Regions from separate parts of the Homo sapiens genome. Here region 1 is linked to region 2. Evidence: chromatin contacts called from ENCODE Hi-C or POLR2A ChIA-PET data. All regions are on one chromosome and are shown on one strand. The core of a region is the stretch at or near the end of the contact, and the rest is flanking DNA. Distances in the headings are between cores, read along the strand shown.

Evidence for each region. Hi-C counts contacts between places; a loop is a spot of excess contacts on that map. ChIA-PET counts read pairs that join two places held with the same protein, here RNA polymerase II (POLR2A). Pooled maps may share reads with other maps.
Region 1: a loop to region 2 is called in a map of PC-9, with 5 times the contacts of the local background. The contact joins the promoter of MIER3 here to the enhancer-like site in region 2. A Hi-C loop is called at or near these places in 6 of 168 maps with a recorded cell type or tissue (B cell, Calu3, GM12878 and 3 more), 15 of 37 single-sample maps with no recorded cell type and 12 of 50 pooled maps. POLR2A ChIA-PET finds 5 or more read pairs at or near these places in 3 of 52 experiments (Caco-2, WTC11 and activated naive CD4-positive, alpha-beta T cell).

The regions. Positions count from the first base shown.
Region 1 is chr5:56,950,824-56,953,523 of GRCh38, forward strand. It overlaps MIER3 (MIER family member 3), which reads right to left and starts at 1,300. Exons shown (of 13, transcript NM_001297599.2): 1 at 1,271-1,300. The coding sequence starts at 1,279. RefSeq lists an enhancer at 132-221 and silencers at 792-961, 1,022-1,131, 1,162-1,581.
Region 2 is chr5:57,031,867-57,034,704 of GRCh38, forward strand. It overlaps LOC124900981 (a long non-coding RNA gene), which reads left to right. Exons shown (of 2, transcript XR_007058778.1): 2 at 2,794-2,838. Among named protein-coding and RNA genes, the nearest start is that of MIER3, 81 kb to the left of the region's middle. Within about 2 kb of position 1,410, at least 2 of the 41 ENCODE cell types and tissues checked have a DNase peak (open chromatin) inside an H3K27ac peak, as active enhancers do; they include PC-9, where a contact is called at or near this core.

The sequences.
Region 1 (2,700 bases), core at 50-2,549, 81 kb before region 2:
GCCTCGCCTTCCTCCCCGAGTCCCAAGTGTACAAACTCACAGACCCGGGACGAAGCCCGGAGTCTGAGAGGCAACTCCAAGTCGCTTCTTGGAGCTCAGCAAGTTTCCAAGCAGAGAAGCAAAACCCAGAGCAGTCGGCTGGCACCATCAGTCCCCCATCCCTGGCATCTCCGGAGTCCTCCAAATCCCACCCGGCTCTCCGAAGCCCCAAACAACTCGAAACGTAACACCCTTTTCTGGAACGAACTCGCGTTCTGAGCACCTAGTTCGCCCCTGGGGCCCGGGAGCCCCAACTCCGAAGCCGATCTCTTCCCCTGCAGCGTAGGCCAGCTCGAATCGGACACTCGCCCCCAAACCAAAGCGCGAGCCCCCCATCCTCTCTCTCGAGTCCAGAGATGCAGCTCCTCTCAGTTCCAGGGATGCTGGCTCCTTCCAGAGTGTTCAGTCCCTCCCTGGACCGTCAGCGCGCCCCCCGCCCCAGCGAGCTCCAGCCCAGGGGCTCCTGCCACACCGCCCCCTCCCCCCAGCTCACCAGTCCCGGGGGACATGGCCGGGGCAGCTTCGCTCGCCCAGCCTTCCTTCCTCCAGCCCAGAGAAAACTGGAGCTATCAAGCCGCTCTCCTGGAGAGGGCGTCGAGGGTCTCGGTCTGCCCTTTAACCCCAGGGGCTCCCGCACCTCCCGGGCTGCGGGGTGGGGAGTCCCGCTCTTCTGAGAAGCCCGGTGGCCCCGCATCCCGCTCTTCTCCGCGCCCCCAGCAAAGTGAAGCGTGCGGCTCCTTCGCGCCGCAGCCCGGGCCCGGTGGGCCGGGGGCACAGCGCACGACTCCCGCAGGGCAGTGGCGCAGCCCGCTCCCCTCTTTGCGATCCGGCCGCGGAGGGGGGGCTCCGCCGGTTTCCACCCACCCGGGCCCGGGGAAGAGGCGCGGAGGCGCCGGCGGCCCGCGTCAGCGACCGGGGACACGGCACTGCCTCGTCCCTGGGGCAGGGCTCACTGCAGCCGGCCGCCACCTCCGTCCGGCTCGGTCGCCCGGCCCGACCGGGGCCGGAGCCGCCGCGGCCTAGTCCCGGAGGGAGACCGCTCCCGCGCCCGCTCCCGCCCCCCGGCCAGCCCCGCCACGGCCAGTCGCCGCCCCGCGACCCCCGCGTCGCCACGCCGCCCCTCATGGGGCAGCGGAAAGAGCCCCGGATCCCCCAGGCTGGCTCGGGGGTCGCGGGGAGCCGCCGGGCGCCCGCTCCAGCCCGGCTGCTCCTGCCCGGTTTCCCTGCTCACCTCCGCCATATTGGTACCTTTAGGGCGAACGAGCAGCGCCGAGCCCAGTCCCCGGATGGGGCGCCTGAGCCAATCGCAGCCGCCGCCGCCACCGCCGCGGTCCGCCCGGCACCCGCCCGGCGGCGGAGGCGGCACGGCCCCTTATAGGGCAGGGCGGCCCGCGACGCCCCCGGCCCGCTCGCAAGCCGACGCCGCCCGGCGCCCCTCGCCGCCCCCGCGCCGGCCCCAGCCGGCCAGACCCGCACCCGCGCGCACCGTCCTTCTCCTCCTGGCTGGTGTAAAGTTCCTGCCGAATTGGAGGCAAGTGGGGGACGGACGGACGCGCGGGCGCGGGACAGACCCACGTCCAGCCAGTGGAGGCCCAAGAGCCGGCGGGCGCGTCTGGGAACCGACCCACAGACACCGCGGCGCGGGAGGGCGTGCGGGAGGCGGGCAGGAGACTTGGACTGGCAGGCGATGTGCAGGGGAACTCGACAGACTCAACTTCCCTAAGAGGAGGAGGCGATCTATGAAATAGACAGATGTGGGAGGAAGCCCTGGGAAATGGGAGAAGAGGCTGGTGGATGGCAGAGTCAGTCCAGAATGAGAGGACTACAGTCAGGCACTTTGCCGTTTCCACGAAGGGACCTGCAGGAATGGGAGATGGAGACCGGTGTACACTGCTCACGGAGTGGACAATGGAAGTAGACATTTGCCAAACAGGTTATTGACAGCACAGAAGAAAAGACAAAAGATCGACAGGGCAGAGAAATGATGCTGAATATACTTGTACAGTTCAAGAAGATGCCCAAAAAATATAAACTGTGCTGTTATCCAAAAAAAAAAAAAAAAAAATTAGACCAGTTCTAGGAATTGTTCATCACCAACGTGTCTTAGGGGATGACCCAGAGATACTTGATACATCTGTTGAAGGACAGGAACAGCATATCAAAGGCCCTGAACTGAGTCTCAAAAATTCTACCCCTCACTTCCCTCACTTCTCCAAAAAGGCCAAACGTTTGGGTAGGATCATAAAAGGAAACTAGTCCCCTGTGCAAGTGGATGGGTGAAAGACGGAGCATAAGGCTTAACAGGAATACCTGCTCGTACATGTTCCTTATGACCATTTGCTCTTCATTGGAGGAGATTACTCTCCGGAAGGTCCACATCCACACTGAAAGACTTTGAGCCAAGTACACAAAAATATACACTAACGACTGATTGGAGAGTTAGGTCCTGCAAGAAGTTAAAGTAAGGTATGGAGTTGCCCTAGCAAATTTGGAGGACACATTGTCCTAAAGTGGGAGGCCAATTCTATCTGTGGAAAAGAAAGTCGGCTGTAAGGTACATGAATAAGTGAGATGCAAATACCATCAGGAATTATAGCAGGACCCTACAGGAATTTGGAGAGAGTGATCTCAGACACCAGAGCTCTTCTCCCAGCTTTTTTC
Region 2 (2,838 bases), core at 160-2,659:
CTCTTAAAACATGTTTAGTAAATACTGTTTCCATTCTCCTAATGATGCACATTCATGGCAAGTGACAAGTCTAATGTGCTCAGCTGGACCTAGTCATAATCTCTCTGAACCCCTTAGGTACAGCCCCGTGACTTCCCAGTTGCCAAATATTTTCATCTCCCTTACCATGAGCATCTGGTTTCAGATGCATGGTTAAAGATATGACCAGACAGACAGAGAAGCACCTCAGCAGAGCTTCCTAAAACACCTTCAGGATGGCAGGCATTGTGTATGCTCAATCTGCTGCTGCTATTATTAGAGTCACTTCATACTGACTAAGCTGTTATTGAGGAAGAAGTGGATTAAGACTTATGGAGTCTGAGTGGTAAATGCATGATGCAGGGCTTTTAGGGCAAGATCGGTGGCATGCAGTTTTATTCAGCACCACACCTCAAATGCTCAGCAGGGCAACCTGTGTTAAGGGCACTCTCTAAGCAGCAACCAGGCAGTTCAAATGTTTGAATGACTCATCCTAATTGACCTTCTACTGCAGTCCAACCAGCCTCAGGGATGGGCAGTCTGGCAGCATGGTGCCACAAGATAGGAAGCATGGAGCAAAGGAGGGGAAGCAAGGCAGCTGACAAATGTCCACAGACTGGGCAGATGAGTCACATTGTCCCCCTGTGCCTCTGCTTCCCCATGAAGTTCAGGGACAAGAACACCTGCCTCCTATTTGTCTTCTGAGGTTGTTTTGAGGACTGGAGATAATGTTGGCCAACTGCTTAGAACTCTGAAAATTGCTAGAGCAGAAATACAAATGGAATGTCAAATCACAGTGGACATTTTGAACCCTAGCCTCTCCAATAGATAGAGGTGTGCCATTTAAGTCTTTAATTAATGCAATGTCATTACATGACAACCTAACTAGTAATTAGAGAGCCGTTAGATACAAAAAACTCAACTAAATTGTGATGTGGCTGCTTCTCAAGTAGAGTCCTTATAGATGGGGGCAGAGAAAGAAAGAGCCCTTGAGAGGTGCATGCTGGACACTGTAATTTTTTGTAAATGGTATCTGTTCAGAGTGGGTATGGAAGAAGAGCCCAGACCAGGTGCGGTGGCTCACGCCTGTAATCCCAGCACTTTGGGAGGCTGAGGTGGGTGGGTCATTTGAGGTCCAGAGTTCAAGACCAGCCTGGCCAAACCTGTCTCTACTAAAAATACAAAAATTAGCCAGGTGTGGTGGCGTGCACCTGTAGTCTCAGCTACTCAGGAGGCTGAGGCAGGAGAATCACTTGAACCCAGGAGGCAGAGGTTGCAGTGAGCTGAGATCTTAAAAAAAAAATAAAAAGAGGAAAGAAGATCCCACCACATTCCAACAGAGACAGCTGATGACAATCTACTTGATACTTGAGTTGGATCCAGAGTGGGGTGTGTACCTGCTGGCCATTTGCCATGGATCTGACTCATGGACCTGACCTGTGCCCAAGTGAACAGGGAGCAGCACTGTGGGCAAAAAGCACACCCAAGTGAAGTCCCTAGATAGAGGTGGCTTCTCCAGAGAGAGAATAAATAATGAATAAGAAAATTAGATATCTGGGCTTCATTTATTCCTACAGGAAACAGAAAAGAAAAATTGAGAAAAATTTACATCCTTAGAAGACTGCAAAGTAACTCACCTCTCTGAAGCAGAATCAGAAAACCATAGAACAGGTTGAGGTGGAAAGGCAATGGAATGAAAGGAAAAGGGAGATGAACTCGGATAGCAGAGTTAAAATTCATAATAGAGATAATGAGGAACAGAATTGGCAATGTGATGTCACCTTTCTCAAGGCAGTTTAGAACATGTTGCTGGGCATGGTGACACGTGCTTGTAGTCCTAGATACTTGGGAGACTCAGCTGGGAGGATTGCTTGAGCCTAGAAGTTCAAGACCAGCCTGGGCAACAAAAAAGAACATGTATTAATGTACTTAAATACATATGTGGCCTTTTACCCAACAAGTCATTTCTAAAAATTTAATAAGAGGAAATAGCAGTACAAATTTGCAATGATATAATATATGGAATGTTAATCAGGGCTTTTACAGTAGAAAAATCAAACAGAAAAGAACCTGAGTGTCCACCAATAGAGAAGTAGTTAAATAAATTATGGTATTAAAAGATCATAATATTAATATGAAAATAATATGAAGCAACTATTAAACTAATTTATTTAGCACAGAAAGATATTTATTTAGCACATGCTATGTTATTAAAGAGATATAATGCAGGAAACAAAATAATACATAGAGTAAGATAGTGTTGTTTTTTTTTTTTAAAGTCTATGTGTGTATGAAGCATAGAAAAAGAAGTCCAGGCTGGGTGCGATGGCTCATGCCTGTAATCTCAGCACTTTGAGAAGCTGAGGTGGGAGGATCTCTTCAGCTCAGGAGTTCAAGACCAGTTTGGGCAACATAAGAAAACTTTGTCTGTACGAAAAATAAAAAATTAGCTGGGTGTGGTGGCACGCACTGTAGTGCTAGCTACTCAGGAGGCTAAGGTGGGAGAATTGCCTAAGCCCAGAAGGTTCAGGGTACAGTGAACCATGATTGCACACTGCACTCCAGCCTAGGCAACAAAGCAAGACCCTGTCTGAAAAAGAAGGAAAAGAAAGCAAAGCAAAACAAGAAAGCAAGGAAGGAAGAAAGAAAGGAAGAAAGGAAGAAAGGAAGGAAGTCTGGAAAGACTGCATTGTTCACTTTTGCTGCATAACAGACCACCCTAAAACTCAATGGCTTAAAAAATAACAACCATTTCTTTCATTCATCATTTTGCAGGGCAGCAATTTGGGCTGTGTTCAGCTGGGCCGTTCTTCTAGTCTT